Linked DNA regions of Homo sapiens: all the other regions are linked to region 2. A link is a loop called in an ENCODE intact Hi-C map of the cell type or tissue named here. Cell type or tissue: heart left ventricle. All regions are shown on one strand.

What was found. A loop is a pair of places that touch in the nucleus more often than their neighbours do. Peaks named below come from ENCODE experiments on the same cell type or tissue, not always from the same donor. Only the 100,000 strongest peaks of a DNase experiment are listed, where the experiment ranks them.
Region 1: it touches region 2 in a loop (6-fold over the local background); 15 of 110 quality-filtered maps call a loop at or near these places.
Region 3: a loop joins it to region 2, with 6 times the contacts of the local background. A loop is called at or near these places in 23 of 110 quality-filtered maps.

Annotation. Positions count from the first base shown.
Region 1 is chrX:101,754,521-101,762,520 of GRCh38, forward strand. No RefSeq gene overlaps it. Among named protein-coding and RNA genes, the nearest start is that of ARMCX2, 99 kb to the left of the region's middle. RefSeq lists an enhancer at 3,499-4,064 and a silencer at 4,631-4,800. In heart left ventricle, a CTCF peak has its summit at 4,643 (motif pointing left); no DNase peak of the experiment used is centred here.
Region 2 is chrX:101,613,391-101,621,390 of GRCh38, forward strand. It overlaps ARMCX6 (armadillo repeat containing X-linked 6), which reads right to left and starts at 4,610. Exons shown (of 3, transcript NM_019007.4): 1 at 4,495-4,610; 2 at 4,113-4,194; 3 at 1,735-3,376. The coding sequence starts at 3,230. The coding sequence ends at 2,328. RefSeq lists an enhancer at 219-781. In heart left ventricle, CTCF peaks have their summits at 4,014 (motif pointing right) and 4,214; DNase peaks (open chromatin) are centred at 3,971 and 4,601; H3K4me3 peaks cover 1,748 bases; H3K27ac peaks cover 512 bases.
Region 3 is chrX:101,795,743-101,803,742 of GRCh38, forward strand. No RefSeq gene overlaps it. Among named protein-coding and RNA genes, the nearest start is that of ZMAT1, 130 kb to the right of the region's middle. In heart left ventricle, CTCF peaks have their summits at 3,772 (motif pointing left) and 7,910; a DNase peak (open chromatin) is centred at 3,849; H3K4me3 peaks cover 642 bases.

The DNA.
Region 1 (8,000 bases), 140 kb after region 2:
ACACATATAATTTTATATTCCTTTGCAGAAATGAGATCATATATTCACAATGTTATGAATTTTTAAACCTAATATTATATCTCTTTGTTTTATTTTCATTTCTATAATTATTATTTGTTGAAATTTTTTCCACATTTTATTGCCGGGGTATTACTCTGAGATTTCTGCCTTTTAATAAGTATTTATAAATCTCCATTTAGATTTTCTGATTTAGAAGACAATACAGAAGATATTTTAAAATGCCACTGGAATGCATTCTCCACTGTCCGGACCATCTCTAGGGAAATTCCAGCCTCCCGAATGATTAGATTCAAAGCCCAGGAGGCTGCAGGTCAATTGGGAGAGAGCTAGGACCTTAGAGAGTGCAGGTTTTGAGTCCTCTCTCTGCCACTTTCGAGCCTTTAGACTTGAGGCAAGTTACTTATGAGTCTTATATTCTTCATCTGTTTAATGGAGATCATACTAGTTACTTTGAATGGTGGTTACTAAGAATAAAGGAGGTAAAGTGTAATGTTTACCCTACACAGGATAAATCATACGAATGTTATGTTCATTCTCCCGATCTTACCTTCCCAAACTGCCACACCAACGTTTCTGCCTGGACCCTGCACCATCTGAGGTACCAGTCAATCTGTGTCTTAGCATAAGGGGCATATTTCAGTACTACAATTGTTAATACAAACTAATGCAATAGGTATCATATGTGCATGATACAGGTGACACACTACGAAAATTATCAAACCCCCTTTATTTCACTTCCTTTCCTTTTTTTTTTTTTTTTTTTTTTTTTTTTTTGAGACTTAGCCTCGCTCTGTTGCCAGTCTGGAGTGCAGTGGCGTGATCTCGGCTCACTGCAACCTCCACCTCCCAGGTTCAAGCAATTCTCCTGCCTCAGCCTCCGAGTAGCTGGGACTACAGGCACGTGCCACCAAGCCCAGCTAATTTTTGTATTTTTAGGAGAGAGGGGGTTTCACCATGTTGGCCAGGATGGTCTCGATCTCATGACCTCATGATCAGCCCGCCTCCACCTCCCAAAGTGCTGGGATTACAGGTGTGAGCCACCGCGCCCTGCCCCTTTATTTCACTTTCTAGGTTAATTCTAGAGAAGTTTCCCATTGAGTCTGAAAAGACAAGATGCCACAAAAGAACACAGCATAACAATGAATCTGTTTGAGGGGATATTTGCATTGAGATTCAGATGATTCAGGATCCGGCAACTGGGTAATTGTTGAGCTTATCTTAGGTAAGTGACTTCTGTTCTTTCAACCTCATTTCTATAATGGAATAATGCTGTCTGTAAGTGTTTAATAACATGGATTTTGGAGACACACAGTCCATTATTACAACTTTGCCAATAACTGTGTGATCTTGCACGTTACTTAATCTTCTAAGCCTCTGTTTTCTTCCTTCCTTTCCTTCTTTCTCCTTCCTTCCCTCCTTCCTTCCTTCCTTCCTTCCTTCCTTCCTCTTTCTCTCTCTTTCTTTCCTTCTTTCTTTCTTTCTTTTCCTTCCTGCCTTCCTGCCTGCCTTCTCTCTCTCTCTTTCCTTTCTTCTCTTTCTTTCCTTCTTTCTTCTTTTTTACATCTAACCAAGGGATAATAATACTACCTATTCTACATGGTGGTAAGGAAGAATCAAAGAGCTAACATATGAAACATTCTTAGCAGGATGACTAGCACACAGTGAGGGTTCAGTAAATTTTAGCTATTGTTAGTATTATTAGTCCTCTCAACCAGGGCCAAAACCAGAGTGAAGCGAATAAAGTACATAGAGCAAACAGTTTAAGGAGACATTCACTTTTGGGATTATGCAAATGCTAATGCTGCACCTGTACAGTCTTGAGTACCTCCATGAGAGAAAGTGCCTCTTTTACACTTGCCTCATCTTAGTCTGTAACAGGATTTCAGCTTGGTGTTTTGGTTTTGCTCACTAGAGAACTCAAGGAACTCTGAGCATCTGCAGTGTGCTTGGCACTGTAATTCCTTTATTATATATTTTACCACATCTATTCATCACTTGTAACTCTGGTGTGGGGAATTGTCACCTCCATTTCATAGATTAGGAGACTAAGGCACAGAGAGATAAGTATCTTGTTTTGGGCCACACATTCACTAAATGGTTAAGAGGTAGGAAGAAGTGTCCTTTTGACTGCCATGTTTCTTTCAGGATATCACAAAACCTCAACTGTAAATCCTGTATTTCTAAACCAGGTAATGTTTTCTTACTGCGTTGATGTGTGAAAAAACTCAAATGCATGCATTTATTTCTAGGAAGATTCTAGTCTTTCCTCTCTTATTCATTAGCTGTCTGATCTTGAGTAAGTAATCGAACCTCTCTGGACTCCATTTTGTCACCTGTAAAAAAAGTGAGTTGAATGTCATTGTCAAGAATTCTCTAAATATTTCACATCCTATAATTCATAATTTAATTCTGCCTTTTACTTTTTTGTCTCTTTCCTCTTGTTAAGTGGACAGAAATGTGCAAAGATGCCCTTAAATACTTCGAGGTGGAACTCTTTTTGAAAGGAACCTCTAAAAATAAAAGAATTCATAAAAATAAGACGATAAGCCATCTATTCTATATAACAGAATGTTATATATGGAGATAAAGTAATACAGGGCATATTTATTAAGAAATGTTCAAGAAACAGGAAATATTGTTTAAGATTATGCCTGACACAAAGTTAAGGAGAGAATCAAACAAAACCTGAGTGTATTAGCTGTGACTATAAAATAATAATCTTGGTGTTCTTGTGAGGGTTCATAAACTGGTTGCGAAGCCAGTTGCTACTATCTTGATCAATAACAATCTCTTTGCACAGGTATGTGACTTTATGGGAATGGGTGTCTCTTTTGAAAAGCAATCCTGGTCTTTGTTTAAAAGTCTGATGTTGGTGAGGAAGGATATAAATATACCCTATAGCCAGGTGCAGTGGTGGGTGCCTGTTATCCCAGCTACTCAGGAGGCTGTGATGTGAGGATCACTTGAGCCCAGAGTTTGGGGCCAGCCTGGGCAACATAGCGAGACCCCATCTCTTTTACAAAATAAAGTAATTCTTATGATTCCATTGTCATTTGAGTATAGAAAAAATTGTCATTGGAGAGTAGGAGGACATCATAGATAAGATTGGGAGGGCAGCTTGATAGTGTCTCTTAAGGCAATGGACATACTTTGTTTTCATGGGGACTTGAGTGAACTCTGGTTGAATATGATGCTTCTGTGGGTTTATTTTGTGGCAAAATGATAACTAAAAACTTTAATTCATGGAGCTTTAAAGCACTTTCACATCTTTCTCATAAAACTGGCACTGGTACCCCGGGGCTTATGAGTCCGTGGCCTGTGCCATTGGCAGTAATTAGCTCCAAGTTGCCTTGTGATTTCACCATACATTAATTTCCTACACTCAAAGATAATATAATATAATATATAATTATATTATATTAATTATATAATATATAATATAATTAATATTAATTAATATACATTATATATTATTATACCTAATAATAATATAATACTTGATTTCTCAAACACTCAATTATAATATATAGCTCATTTTTTTCTCTTGCACAATCCTGGGTGGTTGAGGGGCAGGACAGGTAAAATTTAGGTAGGTGAGATCAGAAAGATGTGAAGGGATTTAACTAAAGTTGTCACGGAATTACTGGGTTAGGTCTTTTACTGGGAGGCAGACAGACCTCCTGACTTAAGTGGTCTCTCCAGAAACCAAAGTACTGGCATTGTTCCTATGAATACCTTGCTTTTTAAGGGAACAAAGGAACAAGGATTCTCTGACATTGACATGTAGAAAGTAAAATAAGAGGACAGGAAAGCACATGAAACATAAGAAGTGCATGCATAATATTATTATTTTTAAAAATCTGCCTCCACCTGCCTAGAAGTTCCTGTGCTCTTAGGAAAACTCTGACTCGAAGCATAAAAATGGTTCCCTTTTCAGAGAGGGCATTGATCATAAAGGGCCACAGGGATTCTACTGTAAGCTCAAAACTGTCCCAGAAATCTATCACTTTGTTCTGGCAGAAAGGGTTCAATGGAAAGCTTATTTTTTATGAGCATTCATTACGTCTGGATCACAATTAGATCTCAATAAATATTGGTTAATTTTATTTGCATTGAACAGAATCTTCAGTAAGGTCTTATGGGTCCTGATCAGCTATATCCAATGACAGTTGTTTTGATAAAGTTGACTACAAAGATTAGCAAAACCATGAATCAGAGAACTGAGCTTGGCAAGAGGAGACAGACAAAAAACAGAGAGAGGAGCTCAACATACAGATGAGCCAGATATTTCACCATGTCACTACTTCATCCCTGAGGAAGTCTTGTAGAAAAAAGTAACACAGCTCAGAGGAAAGTGTCTGTTCCTCAGAATAATTATTTATTGAACGAATGAATGAACAAGGGAGATGCAGACTTGGGAGTCATCACCAGCAAATAAAAGAGAATGTACCCTTTCTATATTTTTCCAGACATGAACATTTTTCAAATATATTTTGGATCATATTATACATACTGTTTCATAATCTATTAATAAGTCACAATGATTACTAGTGTTTCTGCTTGTAGAAATAGATACTTTTCTATTGCAGCAAAGATACAATATTGAGATAATTGCCACCTGTTGGTCAAATGCAGAGCTACATCTCTGACTGTCTTGGAGGAGGCTCCGTAAAGATTTGAGGAGGGAGGGGCCTCTGGCTTGACCCACCAAACAGGGCTTGCTGGAGGCTTGAATGGCACAGGCAGCCCTTCCTGCAGAATCTATTGCTGCTTGGCTTTCTGAGCTTCTGGCAGGAAGTTTCACCCTTATCTCAGATCAAGAGAAAGCTGCCAGTGTGAGTGTCTCTTGAGGGAGTGTGTATCAGTTTTGTGTGAGTGCGTTTGTGCGGATATTTTGTATTTTGGGTCATAGCCTTTTAGACACGTTTGCTTTATACTTACACTTACTCATACATATAAGAGTATTATCAACGACAAATGGGACAGATTATATTATACATAAAGTATGCAATCTGGTTTTTATGCTTAATAGGGAATACCTTTCGAAGCGAGTGTTTCTATAACATCAGTTGTGTGAATCAGATCGTAACAAAATTTTTCCTGTGCTTTGAAAATTTTTATTTTGATTACTTTTCTGAATTGCAAAACGAATACATATTTGTCTTTTAATGATATCAAATCATGCAGAAATGTGTAAGTGGAAAATGAAATTGTGCTTTGTTTACCCTCTCAAGATAAACATTTTTAATGGTGTGCTAATATATTCTACAAATGTTTCTATCCCAATATAATGTACTAGCATATGTAAGTACTTTTATATAAAAGCCCTAAATATGTATATACACGATATAGATGTACACCACTCTATACCTATTCTTCAACAAAGACAATGAGACAACATGTTAATCTGTCCCTTTCCTTTTTCCACTTACGAAATCTTAAAATTTTTGTTTGTATTTCTTTGTTATTGTGTTTGGGTTGTTTTTCATCGGTTTGTTGGGGATTTATATTGCTTTTTATGAAAATTAGAAGTTACTCTGTATCCATCCTCTAGTAGTCAAAAAGAATTTTTTATATGAAAGATGACTGTACAATTAATTGTTCAAACTGACACTTAAAGAATAATTTCAACTGTTATTTTAGATTCGGGGAGTATATGTGTAAGTTTGTTACCTGAGTATATTGTGTGATGCTGAGGTTTGGGGTGTGATGGATCCTGTCACCCAGGTACTGAGCATAGTACCCAGCAGTTAGTTTTTCACCCCTTGTGTCCCTCCCTAACTTCCGCCTTTAGTAGTCCCAATTTAGGTTGGTTCCATGTCTTTGGTATTGTGAACAGTGCTGTGATCAACATATGAGTGCATGTGTCTTTTTGGCAGAAGGATTTATTTTCCTTTGGATGTATACCCAGTAATGGAATTGCTGGGTTGAATGGCAGCTCTGTTTTAAGTTCATAGAGAAACCTCCAAACTGCTTTCCACAGTGGCTGAACTAACGTACATTTCCACCAGCAGTGTATAAGCATTCCCCTTTCTTCACAACCTCACCAGCATCTGCTATTTTGTGACTTTTTAATAATAGCCCCTCTAACTGGTGTGAGATGGTATCTCATTGTGCTTTTGATTTGCATTTCTCTAATAAGTAATGTTGAGCATTTTTTCATATGCTTGTTGGCCACATGCATATCTTCTTTTTAGAAATGTCTGTTCATGTCCTTTACTTTTTGCTTGTTGATTTAAGTTCTTTATAGATACTGGATATTAGGCCTTGTTAGATTCATAGTTTGCAAATATTTTCTCCCATTCTGTAGGTTGTCTATTTACTCTGCTGATAGCTTCTTTTGCGGTGCAGAAGCTCTTTAATTTAATCAGGTCCCATTTGTCAATTTTTGTTTTTGTTGTAATTGCTTTTGAGGACTCAGTCATAAACACTTTCCCAAGGCTGATGTCCAGAATGGCATTTCCTAGGTTGTCTTCCTAAGATTCTTATATTTGAGGTCTTACTTTTAAATCTTTAATCTATTTTTAGTTAATTTTTGTACTAATATATGTTGAGAGGTAGGGGGTCCAGTTTCTTCTGCATATGGCTAGCCAGGCATCCCAGCACAATTTATTGAATAGGGAGCCCTCTCCCCATTGCAACTTTGTCAAAGATCAGATGACTGTGGGTATGTGGTCTTATTTCTGGGTTCTGTATTCCGGTTCATGGTCTATGTGTCTGTTTTTGTAGCAGTACCATGCTATTTTGGTTACTGCAGCCTTATAGTATAGTTTGAAGTCGGGTAGTGTGATGACTCCAGCATTGTTCCTTTTGCTTAGGATTGCTTTGGCTATTTGGGCACTTTGTTCTATATGAGTTTTAGAACAGATTTTTTTTTTTTTAGTTCTGTGAAAAATTAAGAATAGTGTTAAATCTGTAGATTGCTTTGGTCAGTATGGCCACTTTAATGATATTAATTATTCTTTTCTGTGAACATGGGATATTTTTCCATTTTTTTGTGAATTGACACTTTTGAGAGTAAAAGGTGGTCTGTGAAACAACAGACATAAATTGAAACCACATCAAGCCATATGCTCATCTTCTTATATATTATGAACATTAACTCAATGTCTGTAATACACGTGCATCATTTTTTCCCATTTTATATTTCTTTTTATCAGCTTTTGCAATGCAAATGTTTCAAATTTTCATTTTATTATTAAAAGACAATGTGGTTAATTATAAATGTTTGAAGAATACACTAGAGTGGAGTAATTTGCCAGTCTAATGTGAGATAGACACAGAGAGCATTCAAAGCCCATAAGGCCACAAGATGCAGTGAGAAAAGCTTGGGTTTTAGAAAAATTTCAGGCTTAGACTACCTGGTCTGTAATTTAGGATATTAATGACCTAGGTGGTTTGAGCTCTAGGTAAGAATGAAGATAGTAATCTTTACTTTGAATGTTTGTTTTTGGGATTAAAGGAGATGAGATATAAAGTTACCACGATGTAGAATGATTTTCTTGTTCATTTCCATCCAGCAGATCACCTCTCCAGTCTTTTAAAGCCTGAGCTTCTGCCTGAGCCCACTCACCACTTCAGGGATCTGCCAACTCATGTGGCCCTACACCCAGGTCTCTTTGCGCAAAGGGCAGGATTTCAACTCCTCTATCTTCTTCATCACCCAAAGGGATTGTGGAGTGCAGATTTGTGGGTCCACAATAGCAGGGGAGTGGAATCTGACCATTTCTCAAGCCCTGGAAGCCCATCTTCTAAGAAGGAGGCTGCTCAGGGTTTTCTAGGGAGGGTGAGGGATGCAACTGCATTCCTGCCTCTTACCAGATGTGTGACTCTGGAAAATCGATTTATACTCTGTGAGCCTGAACTTCTCCACTGCAAAATGGGAAACAATTGATACTGTCCCCACAGAATTGTGTAGGGAAAATGAGGGAACTTAAGGAAATGTTTGGTGCATAATATAACTTCAGCAAATGTTTGTT
Region 2 (8,000 bases):
GGTGGACAAGCGCACGTAAAGGGAAACTTGGTAGCGTGCAGGGAAGTAGGGAGGTGCATGCTAATTCGGGACCACAGGCTAGGAGGATGCCTTTGTGCTCAAAGAGACTGAGCAATGAGGTGTCACTAAAGACAGCATTGGCGAAGCAGGCTCCACTGGGAAAAGTGCATGCGGAGCTGTCTGCAGGGAAATCCCCTTTGAAATCAGATTGCCCAGCCAAACTGCGGCTGGCTTGGGAGAAAGGGTGGTCCTTCTGACAGCTCTTAGGAACCCTTAGGAACCGGGACAGGGCTCCCAGAGCCAGCCAAGGAAGCCCCAGCAGTGTGAGCCTTGACAGGGGATGTGGTGTCACAACAACTGCAAGTCACTTGTTGGCCATCCCAGGCACCAGGGCCTGGGAAGAGGTCTGGTCCCCATTCCAGGTGGGAGGGTTTCCCAGAGTTGGTCAGGGGACCCGGCAGGCACTCAGGCCGTCTGGCCAGCATGGACTGTGGGGCAGATGGTACAAGCAGGAAAGTTGTAACCCACCTGGAAGGCAAGCTGCGGGGGGAAGGGAGAATAAGACAAGAAAAGAAAGCTTTGTTCTGTGTGGAACAGAACAAGCAGAATGCCCAGCACCACAGAGATCGCAGCTGCCCAGGACACAGTGACCCACAGCAGCAGCCCTGGGAGACCGAGAGGGCACCGGGCACGGCAGCAGCCTTGCCCAAGGGGAAGCAGATGTGTTTACTGGGTTTGCCATGGCTTTAGGGAAGGGGACCACTTCTTGACACATCACAAACATGCAGGGAACCTGGCTTTGCTGATTCAGGGGCTAAACCTGCTGGGCGGGATCTGGTAATGTTGGAGGTGGGGGCGGGGCAGAACGAGCTGCCCTGACCCATGGAGTGCTTCTGCGCCCACGGGCTCTTCCTTTCCTGGCAAGGTGCAGGCACCTCAGATGGAGAGTGTGGAGGTGTCTCCGGATGGATGGAGTGGCCACGGTCGTGCCAAGTGCCCTCAGCATCTGCCCTATCACCCCCGCAGGTAGTTGATGGAGGGCTCCACTGTCCCCTTCCTGGGTCCCACCACAGGTAGTGGGGATATGGAAGAAAGGAGGTTGCTCCAAAGGGAGCAGCGGCCAACCCTCTCACTCTGCCAGGAAGTAGCGCTGGGGATCCCAAGGAAGAGAGAAGGAGGGCTGGAAGCAGATTTCCCCCTGGCTTCGCAGGAGGGATAGAACTACACAGGGTAGGTGCTGGGCAAGCGGCAACCTTTATCGCCATCATTGTGCAATAAATGCGCCCCGATGCGTGGTAGAGCGCCCCCACCCGTTCCACCCCGGTCCCCATCCCCACGTCGGGATGCGCCGACAATCGAAAAGGCCAGGGTTACTGACCTTTCTCTCCAGGCTGGCAGTCAAGGAAAAGACATTAAGAAGGGATTTCTCTGTGCCGGGGCACGGTGCTGCCTGCTCCACGGGTGTTGTCTCTTTCAGTCCTCTCAACATTCCATCCTAATTCCACGAACTCCCCCGCTGTGCCCCTCCCCTTCCCCCACCCCCGCCTCCAGCCCCTTCTTGAAGTTTATTCTGAGCACTGCAGCCCCTCTCTATCCCTGCCTCCTGTGAGCACCGATAAGCCTGCATTTGTCACGGAGCAGACGTTCCAGTCAGCTGGCGTTTACCGTGCTTTTTTTTTTGTCCTTCTCTCCGTGCAGACTGTAAACTCAAGGACAAGGACCATGACTCTTTTCTGCCAATCAAAGCACACAACTTTATTGATGATACACACAGATGCGGACTTGGGTGGAAGAGGTTAAGTCGGTACAATAGACAGAAGAGCAGTGCACTTTTTTGATGAATAGGTTCACTATCCATCAGGCGCGTGTAGAAGAAAGAGCAAACGAAAAATAATTCAACCTAAGCTGCAACAAATGCATTTTCAGCTCAAGCCGCGATATGCCTCTGGTCTCTGCAAAGCGGTCCCGCTTGGACAGGGAGACCACCACAGGCAACAATAGCACTCGTGATGCTGTAATTTGATGTTCTTTGTCCACAGCAGGCAGCTGAAGTGATCCCCTCACCACATGAAGGAGGCTGCAAGGGAGGAATTTACAATGCCAACATTGCCTGCAGACTGCACAACCAAGAAGTTACTCAAAGCTCTGTGGGAGCCCCTGCCTGGCCAATAAGAGTGTGGTCCTGGATTGAGCCCTGGAACTTTCACCCAATGAGGTGGTGATTGGCTAAGGCTGGATCTTCAGTAGCACCCTCTGCAGATTCTTTGACATCTGCAAACCAAGCGCGTTGTGGGTGGATTCCGTCCCATTGTGTTCGAGAGGGCCGTTTATGGGGCAGGGGTTTCCAGGAGAATCTCTCTGTTTCCATTTCTGATAAAGAGGGACATGAATGAGAAGAGCATCTGGGCACCGACTAACTCCCCCGCCAAGACTGGCTTTTCAGACAAACCCATCAGCGGTTTCAAAACCTGAACCTTAGCACATCCACTTCCCTCTGATATCAAAGGAAACTTCAAGTCTGAAGCGGACTTGGCAAGCATGTTATTAATAACTGTCATGCTTATTAACAAATTTAATCCGGCCTGCTGCAGAAATGAGTTGCAGCAACGTGACACAGTCTCCCGACACACTTCATTGATGTACATCTTAATCTGGCCCTGACTTTCAATACTCGCATTTAAGTTATCCGGGGCACACAAAGCCTCTCTAACAGTGGGGTCTGGAGTGGGGCTCGTGTTTCTAGCCATTGAGAGGCTGGCCAAATGGCTATTGATATCCTGGCTAAATGGAAAGCCCGCATCCTTGGGCTCGGCAAACAACAGTTTTCCCTGAATGAAAAGACACTTGGAGAGGTCCAGAACACAACTGCCATTTTTACAATTTTGAGCACTCCAAGTATTTTTATGTTCATAGGGGAATGGCCGCTGTTTTATTGGGTGTGCTCGGTTGGCCTTGCCTCCCCCTGAGGGCCTGTCCTCAGTGCCACCTGGGGCCCCAGGTTCAGTCCAATCCCCATCCTCAGTCCAGGGCCGAGCCATAGTTTCAAAATCAAACCAAATATCAGGCTCCTCCTCATCCAGCTCCTGGTCATCGTCCCACTCCTCTTCCCCCTCCTCCTCCAGCTTCTCACTGTCATCTCTTCCTATGGTCAGTTTGTAAACGCAGTAGCAGGCACCAGCCCCAATCATCAGTCCTGCCGCCATCCAACCCACTTCCCGAGCCCGGCCCATGCTCAAGTCTGTGCCAGCCTTGGGGCAGGACAGGAGAGGGCCTTGCTCCACCTGATTGAAGAGGTCTCTCAGGTCCAGGGTGAGTAAGGATGGAGGGTAGCAGTCTTCAGCTTCTTCCAGGCTCTTGTAGCTCTCTTGTGATGAATCTGTGGGTGAAACAGAGTATTAGGGCTCGGGACTATGTTTGGCTTTGTGCCTCACAGACAGGGTGGATTTCGAGTTGGTGATAAAGGCAGATTAACAGGATACAATTTCTTTGTTCTTTTCTTTTCTGTCTTCCTCTATCGACCTCAGGAGCCCCCATTTCTCTTCCTGGGTCCACAGGGAAGGGCAGGAGATGGGTCTCTGCTATGATAGCTAGGAGGGTGACAGTGTGAGTACCTCTCAGGTAGTCTCCTACACCAGACCTCCACCCCCAAAGATTAAGGGCAGTTTCTCTCATTAACCTCTACCAAAGTCAGATAAATTCCTTCGTTTTCCCTTGTCTTCTGTTGTCAGTGGTCCCTCCACGGTGATAGAGGATAGAGTCTGGCAGAAGGACAAATGCAAAGACAGGTAGGCGGCAATGGAGAAATGAAAGTGTAGTGGATGAACTGAGGACACAGGTCCCAATTTCTGTTTTTGTGAATTTTAGACACTTGAGTTTAAAATATTTCTCATACTCTACTGACTTTCCGGACGCAGGCCTCCTCCGCCCCACTTGTCGTCCGCCATTTCCCCAGCAAAGGCCGCCACACCCCTTTCCCTGCACTGAAATGGGAGTGGGTGTGGAGAAAGAAGGGGCCAGGAGAGGGCGACTCGGACCTGGCCCTCTCATATCCCAGCCCCCCTCCTCCGCCACCCCCACCCATGGTCCTGGGCTAATCCCACCTTCACACTGACCTGCAAGGTTCCAACCAAGGCAGTTTTCTCCTTCTCTCGCTGAAACTTGTGCCGAAACCTACAGGCCAACAGACCTACAAACCTGCAAACAGACAAGGGACCGAGGGGACGGAGTGCTTGGTGGACGGACCAGCACCCGGGACACTAGAACCTTTCTTTTCTCGGAGTCTCTGGAAACGCCATTCACTCCCCTCACCCCCACCCGAAACCCGCCACTTCTCTCTACTAAAATGAGCACGGGGTGGGGTGGGGGTGGGTAGCAGTATTTAGAAAGTAGGCGAGAAAGGGACCCAGCTGTGATCGGCCTGAACTCGGATCTGTGGCGTTCTTGGCCCTCTTCCACCCATACCTCCTCTCAAGCAGCGCCCACCCTCGCACCGACCTGCACGGTCCGAGCTAGTTTCCTTCTTTCTTCACACGCCTGCAGAGTAATAGGGGGCTGGTACCCAGACGGAGGCGACTAGCAGGACTTGTGCTCTAGGCGGCTCTTGGTCACGTGACGGCCACGTCACCAGTGCGCTCTGGCCCCCAATTTCCACTCCCACAAGCAGTGCGGCAGGCGCCAGCCTGCCTTGTATCTCCCCCTCAACCCCCACAGTGGGCCCTGTCACTTTTTTCCTCTGTAACAATACCAGAAACCAGAAGTGGCCCTGTCTTTCTGGTGTTTGAATTTATGTTTCTCTAATTCCAGGAAGGGGCAGCATCTTTAGGAAGGGGCAGCATCTTTTCCTGAGTCTACCCTTCATTTACACTTCTTGGGGAATTGTCTCATCCTTTCCTTGGCTCTGAAACTTCTGCAGCCCCTTTCTTAAATTTCTACACTTTTCCGTGTTCAGTCTCTACACCAACATTGGGTGAGGGGGCAGAAACGGAAGTCCAGGCAGTGGTGAGATTTTAATTAGTATTTTGATAACATTTAAGTTATATTTTGTCCTTTCTTTTTTATTGACTTGAACTACACTATTTTGTAATCGGAAAAAAACAATAAAGCTTTTCCCACTTGGAGAAGAAATAATTCAAATCTTTTTTTTTTTTTACAGATATATATATATATAACATAAGCAAGATTTCCCAGTTAATAGGAGGCCTCATTGATTTGATGAAGTTAGTTTGTATCAAGTTGAACATATTTTCTTCGGACTGCACAGGAAATAGCAGCTTTCAAACAACATATTAAAATGTAAAAACACACCCTTAGAAACAAAACCAGTTGTGCTTTCAACATGATTTATAAATTGATGGATAAATGAATCTATACCGAGAAGGTCAGTGTTCTAATTTTGACCATTTTAAGTAAGTGAACTATTGTCCCTTTCTTTCTCCTGGCTGAACTCATAGTATTAGGTGTCAGATGACTGAGATCTTCATAGAAGATTGCTGGGTGACTTTCACTCTGGCTTCAAAGGACAGATTTTATGCAGACCCCAACTTCAGATGAATCTTACATCTTCAGATGAACTTTACAGATTAGTGACTCCACAGATTAGCCTGCCTTTCATTCACAGGGCTTTATTTACAATCTATTCTGAAGTTTGTGGTGCAACCTATAAATCTTCCAGAAATTAGAGAATTTCCTGTTATCCTATTGATGAAAATGAGACTTGATAGAGGTAATTTTCTTTCCATCATGACACTGTTGGCGATCTCTCTGTTGTCTGCCATTCATGTATTTTATGCTACCCTAGCAGTGGTGAGTGTTCAGCATTTTCCAGTGGAGATGGTGGTGAGGGTCTGTGGGTGACTGGGAATCAGTGCAACACCCCTGATGTCTGTGTCATTTTTTCCCCTCACAAGTGGAAGGGCAATGCACAGGATCTCAAGCAGTTGCCAGAAAAAAAGAGGACTTTTCATTTCCTGCCTTCTATTACAACTTCATTGAGCCACCAGTACAAGCCCCTCAGAATAATCCCAAAACTCAGGGACCAAGTATGCAGAAGTTAGTCCTCATGCATCCACCTGTCCCTGCTGAGGAGTCATACTCTAAATATAGACACTCCAGGCAACCTCTTAGAACATTGAAATATGACACCCCAGAGGGAGGGGCTCCCCAGTGAGGGGCTCCTGTGTGGAGGAGGCCCTTTCAGGAGGCAAGCCAGGGAGTCCTAGTGCCTTGCTGGTGAATATTCAGAAGTCAATATGTCACAACTTTCTGGTCTTCCCCTTTTATAGTCCAAACTCACCAATATCACATCTTATCTCTCTAAATCTTTACCTCATTTTTTTTTCATGACCCTTTATTAACTTCCCCTAGACAAGTGAATTATACTTATGAAGGCTTACTAACAGAACTCTCAGATTCAACAGTCCATCATTCAGTGTTTGGCTGCTAGGTAGTTGTATAAGTGGCTTTTGTTTGTTTTGAATATATACATTAGAAAAAACTAAGGAGTATGTAAAGCTTAATAAAGACAGATGACTTGGTGTCACAGACATGGCTTTACAATAAGAACTCACTTTCACAACACTTAGCCAGGCTTCAAGGACAAAAACTTTACTCCTACCTCTCCTCAGTAGTATAAAATATCTCCACCCTTTTGGTATATTCTCCAGTTAGTCCGATGTATAACTTCTCACTACCATTCTCCCAGTATGCCAGACCTTTCCTGGTTTGAATCCACTCCCTGTCTAAAACTTCCTAAAACCCCATGGTTATAAAAACCCTTTCAATTCTCTTACCTCTTTGTTCTTCTGATCCACGATTCTATCAATTCCTACCTGGAGACTAGCATTAAAAAAAAAACTACTTTGCTCTCCATTATACATCTACCAAGAAATATTTAATTAAGGACATGTTATAAGGCTCACATACCTTTCAAAAGTGAGAAAGGAAAATGCTTAAAGAAGTCCTCAGACACTACTGTTAAAAGTTTCTGAGTCCGCAAAAAACTACTGTGAAACCACTGCCAAAACAAAACTTTTGGCTTAAATCAGTTCACATGTGATATGTAACTTACAAAGCACCCAGAAACAAAAAACGACCAGCAAATGGTGACACTAATGGAATTGTGGAGGGTGAAAAAAATAAATTATAGAAGGTTGTTATCTTGAAAAGTTATATTACTTTTTGTATTGTGTAATTTTGGTATTGTGTCTTACTTAAGGTTGTTTGGTTGCAAGCAACAGAGAACAAGCCTGGTTAACTTAAGGAGGAAATGTTGAAGACAAGGCTCATCTCCGAGGGGTTTAGGTAGAAGGAATTGATAGACGTCTTTTCAGGATGTCATAAGTCCACCGGTTTTCAGGTTTTTATCTCTCTAATGAAGATTGAAATTTTAGTAAGGCAGCTTTTGGTTGTTCTGTTTTGAGCACAATACCCACCCTTTTGCTGAGGAAAACAATAGGGTCAGTAAAATGTAAAATGCACTTCCTTTCTTTTCCCAGGGAGAAATTTAAACTGTTTCAGATGTTGTTGTTGATTTGCAGGAGCCCTTTTATCACTTTGGAAATTAACCTTTTGTTTATCTATAACGGTAGTGCTGGGGGCATAATATGCCACAGAGTATCTTAGTTGTAATTTCCACCATTAACTAAACATTAGAAAGGTATGGTTATGAAATGGTGATGCACAAGGTTGTCCTTTGAGCCAAGGCCATCTGGCTTCTCCCACAGGATTCCCCCAAGGTTGCGTCTACAGTTCAGGGTCTCTTCCTCAGTATTGCATGACCAAATCCTGATTTTGTTTGTATGCTGAGAAGAATTGCCTCTGGATGCCTCAAGGAAAGACTCCCATTCATAGAGACTTATATATAAACAGATCTGAATGCTCAAACCTAGGGATCTCTGCATTCTCTCCCCATAAGTAGACCACAAGGGAAGCTGTTTCAACAGGAGTGACAACTGAATAATTTGCCCTCAGAAATACAATTGTCAGGGGGTACTGGAGGTTTC
Region 3 (8,000 bases), 180 kb after region 2:
TATGGCTGAATACAAAGAAATCCTTATGCTGTTGAGATGACCCATTTTTATGCTCTGGGAAAAGAAATGATTTAGCAGAAGACATGAGAATTGTGTGTTATTTTAAAGTGAAGATGTGAATGTCTGTATGGAAAGGCAAGATGAACTTAAACATTGAACAGTAAACTGAGAATTCTGATTTGGTTCCCTTTTAGCACAGTGCTACTGAAGCACTGCCAAGTTCACCATGCACTCAGATGTGCAAATGTTTCTCTGTATAACTGGTCTGATCATCCTCATGGCTCCGTCTACACCTGCACTTTCTGTCTGTCCTTTTGAGAATACTCACAATCTCTCAGGTTGGCCTTGCCTTATGCCCAGCCATTTTCCATCATTAGGTCTTGGGCACATGGGTGGTTGTGGGATGGAGAGGCAAGGGGCAGTGGTAGCTTGCTTGTCCCTATGGCACTAAGTTGTTCCCTGCACTGGTGACTGTTAAGATGTGATGAAACTTCGCCATGACCTTTTGGCTTTGTTCCCGGCCCTTTCATTAGCACTGTGTTTTTATAGTCAATAAATTAGTCTTTATTATCATATATGCATGTATATTATCATACATACAAATAAATGGAAAATAATAAGGAAAGAAATAAATTATTGCGAAGTAGCAAAAACATGCCTAAAAGGATTTTTAAAAGGAGACTATCAGATGAACTGTAGACAATGTCTGGTGATACTGCCATAGTCTCTGCCCAAAAGCTCCTTGATCTGATATACAACTTCAGCAAAGTTTCAGGATACAAAATCAATGCAAAAATCAGTAAGATTTCAATGTACTAATAACATCCAAGCTGAGAGCCAAATCGAGGACACAATCCCATTCAGAATAGCCAAAAAAAAAAAAAAAAAAAAAAAAAAAACCTAGGGATACAGCTAACCAGAGAGGTGAAAGATCTCTACAATGAGAGATTATAAAACACTGCTCCATCGTGCCATTGCACTCCAGCCTGGGCAACAAGAGCGAAACTCCGTCTTAAAAAAAAAAAAAAAAAAAGAATTCAGAGATGACACAAACAAATGGAAAAACATTCCATGCTCATGGATAGGAAGATTCAATATTGTTAAAATGTCCATGCTGCCCAAAGCAATTTACAGATTCAATGCTATTCCTTTCAAGCTACCAGTGACACCCATCACGGAATTAGAAAAAACTGTTTTAAAATTCATATGGAACCATAAAAGAAGCCAAATAGCCAAGCAATCATAAGCAAAAAGAACAAAGCTGGAGACATCACATTACCTGACTTCAAACTATACTACGAGGCTACAGTAACCAAAACAGCATGGTGTGCATACAAAAATAGGCACATAGAAAAAGAGAACAGAATCTAGAGCCCAGAAATAATGCCACACACTTACAACCATCTGATATTCAACAAAATCGACAAAAACAAGCAATGGGGAAACAACTTCCTATTGAATAAATGGTGCTGAGATAACTGGCTAGCCATACACAGAAGACTGAAACTGGACCCCCTTCTTACACCATATAGAAAAATCAACTCAAAATGGGTTAAAGACTTAAATGTAAAACTTAAAACTGTAAAGATGCTGAAAGATCACCTAGGAAATACCATTATGGACATAGGTCCTGGAAAATATTTCATGATGAAGATGCCGAAGCAATTTCAACAAAAACAAAAATTGACAAATAGGACCTGATTAAAGAGCTACTGCATAGCAAAAAAACTATCAACAGAGTAAACAGACAACTCACAGAATGTGAGAAAATACTTGCAAACTATGCATCTCATAAATATCTAATATCCAGAATCTATAAAGAACTTAAACCAATAATCAAAAACCAACTAATCCCATTCAAAAATGGGCAAAGGACATATAGTAAAGTGAACAAACACTTTTCGAAAGAAGACATACACACAGCCAACAAGTATATGCAAAAAAGCTCAACATCGTGAATCATTAGAAAAATGCAAATCAAAACCACAGTGAGATACCATCTCACACCAGTCAGAATGGCTATTAAAAAGTCGAAAAATGAAAGGTGCTGACAAGGTTGTAGAGAAAAATGAACTTATACACTTCTAGTGGTAATGTAAATTAATTCAGCCACTGTAGAAATACTGTGGATTTCTCAGAGAACTTAAAACAGAATTAGCATTTGACCCAGCAATTCCATTATTGGGTATATACCCAAAAGAATGTAAATCGTTTTACCATAAAGACACATTCACAATAGCAAAGCACTATTCAAAGTAGCAAAGACATGGAATCAACTTAAATGCCCATCAATGGTAGATTGGATAAAGAAAATGTGGTATATATACACCATGGAATACTACACAATCGTAAAGAAGAATGAGATCATGTCCTTTGCAGCAACATGGGTGGAGCTGGAGGTCATTATCCTAAGCAAACTAATGCAGGAATAGAAAACCGGATATCACATGTTCTCACTTATAAGTGGGAGCTATACATGGAGTACATATGGATATAAAGAAAGGAACAACAGATACCAGGGCCTACTGGGGGGTGGAGGGTGTGGAGAGGGTGAGGATAAAAAACTACCTATCGGTTATGATATGGTTTGGCTTTGTGTTCCAACCCAAATCTCATCTTGATTTGTAATCCCCAGGTGTTGAGGGAGGAACTGGTCGGAGGTGATTGGATCATGGGGGGTGGTTTCCCCCATGCTGTTCTCATGATCGTGAGTGAGTTCTCACGAGATCTGATGATTTTATAAGTGTTTGGAAGTTTCTCCTTCACACTCTCTCTTTTCCTGCCACCTGGTGAAGAAGGTACTTGCATCTCCTTCATCTTCCACCATGATTTTAAGTTTCCTGAGGCCCCCCTGACCAGCCATGTGTAACTGTGAGTCAATTAAACGTCATTCCTTTATAAATTATAGTCTCAGGGAAGTTCTTTATAGCAATGTGAAAATGGACTAATAGAGGATACACTGCTTATTACCTGGATGATGAAATAATCTGTACACCAAACCACAGCGACATGCATGCAATTTTCCTATATAAGAAACCTAAACATGTACCCTGAACTGAAAATAAAAGGTAAAAACAATAAAAAGAAAGCATCCGAAACATGCCACTTCTTTAAGTGATATTAGAAATGTTAGTTCCAGAATTCTTCATTCCATCAACGGGGGATTTTGATGTAAAATGAATGGAATAACTATATTAAGGATTATTTGAAAATATACACAGAAAACATGCAATATACACGTATTTATGTAACTTGTGAGCTTTGGTGTTACTTTTTGTAGCATATGCTTTCCTTTGGAGTTTGGAAGAGGAAAAGTTATTTGTGCCATTTCTTTTTATTATTTAATGAGTTATCCTGCCTATTCTTTACTCTTCAGTTTAACATTAGAGAAACACACACTCACTCCACACATGTAGAAACAAATTGCAGTCGTCTTTCTCCAAATGAGTATGTCCTGCAGGCAGTTGAAAATGAGAGTCTGGGCTTCAAAGAAAAGAGTGGGATGGACAAATGGACTTGAGTTGGCAGTGCCCAGCCCCCCCAAAAATACGTACAGAATGGAAGAATAATTGTGAGAGACCCAGCTTTGGAAGTCATTATCAAAAACTAAAACAGCAATACACATTCAAGTTTTTTCTCTCCACATGAATTTTTCAAATATATTTTGTATTATTCATTTCATATTGTCTTTGTCTCTCTTTGCAAAAATTGTTACTTTTCCATCGCAGCAGATGTGGACTATAGAGATAATTGCCACCTGCTGGTCAAAGCCAGAACTACATCTCTGAATATCTGGGAGGAGGCTCTGTAAGGATCTGGAGAGGGAGGGGCCTCTGGCCTGACCCGCCAAACAGGGCTTGCTGGAGGCTTGAATGGCACAGGCAGCCCTTCCTGCTTAATCTATTGCTGCCTGGCTCTCTGAGTTCTTGGCAGGAAGTTCCACCCCTGTCTCAAATAAAGAGAAAGCCACCAGTGTGAGTGTCTCTGATAAACTATATCAGCGCATGTTTGTGCATGTGTCTGTATTTTGTATTTTGGGTTATATCCTTTTAAACACAGTTGATTTATAACATGTACTTATGCACACGGCAGTATTATCAACAATAAGGGGGGGCCAATCATATTGTAAATACAATGTGTAATTTGCTCTTTTAAAAAAATCTCACCGTTAACTATGAATTCCTTTTTAAAAATTAATTTCATTATAAATTGTAAGATGTACAACATGATGTTATAAGATACATATAGTAAAATGGTTACTGTAGTGGAACAGATTAACATATCCATCATCATCTCACGGAGTTTCCTATTTTCCTTCTTTTGGCAAGAACAGCTGTAATCTACTCATTTAGCAAAAATCCGAATGCAATACACTATTATTTACTATATTCCTCATATTGGACGTTAGATCTTTTGATTTGTTCATCCTACATGTTTGCGCTTTGTATCTTTGATGTATACATCTCCCCATTTCCTTCTCCCACCCTAACCCTTGTAACCGCTATTTTCTTGTCTCTCTCTATATTTGACCTTTAAAAAACATTTGACACATAAGTGGGACTGTGCAATATTTGTCTTTCTGTGTCTGGCTTATTTCATTTAGTATAATGACCTCCAGGTCCATCCTTGTTGTGGCAAATGGCAGGATCTCCTTGTTTTTTATACTACATTATTTATATTACTAAGTGCAAATTGCTTTCCAGGTCAGTAGACTTATACAAAATAAATTCCTGAGATTAGATTATAATAAGTTTTTATTTTTTCACAAATTTATAACAATTACTTTCCTAAATCACAAAACTAATATATGTTTGTAATTGAAAGAAACTGAGCAAAAGACATGCTAATGTGGAAATGAAACAATCCTGTATCTACCTCCTTCACTCTGCTGAGGTATCCTTTGTTAATGGTGCAGAGCATATTCAACAGATGATTTTTTTTCTCCATAGAAAGAAATGTTCCTGAGAATATATATGGAAATATGTATGTACAAAATACATAAAGATGTACAATGTGTGAACATGTGTTATGAGATGAATGTTTCTATCCTCCCAAATTTACGCATTGAAGCCCTAGCTTCCAAGGTGATAGTATTTGGAGGTGGGGCCTTTGGGGTACAATTAAGTTTAGATTAGACCATGAGAGTGGGACCCTCATGATGGGATTGACGCCCTTATAAGCAGAGGAAGAGAGAGAGAGATCTCTTTCTTTCTTCACGAGTATGCACCAAGGGTAATGTGAGCAAACAGCAAGAAAGTGGCTGTCTACAAGCCATGAAAAGAGCCATCACCAGACGCTGACTCTACTGACACTTGGTCTTGGACTTTCCAGCCTCCAGAACTATCAGAAATAAATGTCTGTCATTTAAGTCACCCAGACTGTGGCATTTTGTTATAGCAGCCTGAACAGACAGCATGTATATACACATATTCTTCATGAAAATGGGATGACTGCAAACTTTGTCATGCAATTTACCTTCCCTAGCTGAGAATAAGGGTACCTGAATTTTTAGTTGTGTATTCATTGCTATTGGATATCTTCTCATAAGTTTAATTGCATTCCTCTAATTTTCTATGAGATTTTAAATTTTCATTTGTTTCTCTTCTGGTTAAAGAGAGTTCCTGGCATGTAAAGTGGTTTCTGAGGTATATGTGGATAATTTCCCCTCCAATTTTTAATGCAACTTTAAATGTTAAAATCTCATGGATTTTAATGATGAAGAAATCAATACAGTTCATTGTAAAAGTTTTTAAGATTCACAGGAGTGTAAAGATTGCCACTTTATGAGAAGATTTTAGATAGAAACCATTCAAAGCCCAGGAAGACATCATAGTGAGAAAGGCTTGGGTTTTAGAGTCCCTGGCCTGTGTTTTACAGACTTGGCACTAAGGGTAACTTACTTAGCCTCTTAAGTCTTGGCTTTCCTCATTTCTCGTAAGCGATCCTTATTACCTACCTTGAATTTATTATCATATTTAGAAGAGATACAATATAAAATTCCTTAGATGTAACTCAAGCTTTGATAAACAAGAATTTCCTTCCTCCATGTCACTTTCCCAATGTCTAAAACTTGTACTTTCATCTGATTTATTCGCTACTTCAGGAACTGCCAATCAACATGCCTCCTAGCCTAGGACAGGATTTCTTCTCCACAAACATCATCACTAAGGGGAGTTGTCTAAGTATTTTCCCATGTGGGCATGCCAAAGTTCAGCACAATACCAGAAAAGTTTACAACTATCATTTCTTACCCACATTGCATTGTAGAAGCCCACATCTACAATAGAAGCTGCTGGGTATACTCTGGGCATGTTCGGTGGCTGAATTTCATTGTTGCCACTTATCTGGATATGTGGTTTATCTTTGGCAAGCCTGGAGCTGATCATCAGTAAAATGAAAATAATGATGCTTTCTTTTCAGAGTTGTTTTAGGGAAATGAGAAACCCATGGGAGGCTTTAGTGCTTACTATCTTAGCCTCACCTTGCCTTCTCTGCAGAAGAGATGTCTGTGATAGAAACTAAATGCATAACTCTAAGAGAGAACAGTTGGGACCCTAAGTGTACAGAGGGAAATGTGATGTATTAGCCATGGTGACTGTCCAGTATTGTAGGATGAGTTACCTGAGGGGCTTTGGAAGGGAACAGAAAAATCCTCATGCCATTTCCTACCATCATATGTGCTTTCCTGTCCTTAGTACTTTGTCTTTTATGTTGTAAGGGAAGAAAGACTCTAAGAGGTGCAAGATAAAGAGATTTCCTTTGAGTCTTGGAATGAAGAAACAGTGCAGAGGAACCAATCCTAATAACAGATCTGCTGTACAGAAGGCTGCAGTCAAAGGAACTGTGTCCTGATAGCAGTCCTGTCACTTCCCCCCAAACAGATGTCTCTTCTCCAGAAATGCTACTATCTATCTTTGTGGGCATATATTAAAGTAGAGAAAAAATACTATAACAGAATACACCAAGATGTTAATTGTGTTTACCATGAAGGGGCAGGAGTGCTGGATATATTTTCTTGTCTGTATTTGACACTATTTTCCACATGGTCCAAAATGAGTGTGGATTACCTTAATAATAATAAGCAGAGCCTAAAAAAATGTACTTTAACTAATAAAGAGCACCCGGTCTGGAGATGCAGTGGAAGAAACAGGGCTTGGCCAGGTGAGATCTGGGCAGTTACTTTAGATCCCTGAGCCTCAGGGAGCCTGGAGCTTAATTCTTCACCCACAGGGCTCCCCTGGGGTGGGAGATGTGATGAAATCACCACATTGTCCACATACGGGCTCTATGCCGTTGTATTGATTAGTGACTGGTCCCTTCATGCTTTACAGAGAGTGACATTGTGGTATCCACTGCTTGAGTCTGTGGTCCCACTGCACACTATGACCCCATTTCCTTGATCCCAGCATTCTCAGCACAGTGTGATTCTCCAGGTATTATGTAAAGGATAAGGTGCTATTTTGCTTTGTTTGTGTTTGTTTTTATGATCTGCATTGGTGGATCTCAATGTTTGGTCCCCAGACCAGCAGTGTCAGTATCACCTGGGAACTTGCTAGAAAGTGCTAATTCTTAGGCTCCATCCTAGACCTACTGAATCAGAAACTCTTGTGGTTGGTACTAGCAGTCTTTTCTTTCTTTGTTGTTTGTACAAATTTATGGGGTACCTGTACTCCCCAGTTTGCCACAAGGTCCAAAGTGATTCTGATGCAAGCTGAAGTTTGAGAACCATATTCTACAAAATTTAATGTAGTAAATGAAATGTGTTAATTGCTGAGTTAAGGAATGAATCTTTATTTTATTTCCATACTTCTTCATAATCTCCATTCAAAGTACAATTTGTTCATTTTGTGAAATGAGTATTTTTTTCATTGAAAAATAAAATTGAAATTGAAAGTCAATCAATGCCATCTGTTGACCCAATCTAGAACTGCAGCTTGGATATCACTTTAGCAAGAGATCTAGGAAGGAGGGAAGGAGGGAAAGGAGGGCTGTGTAAGCCC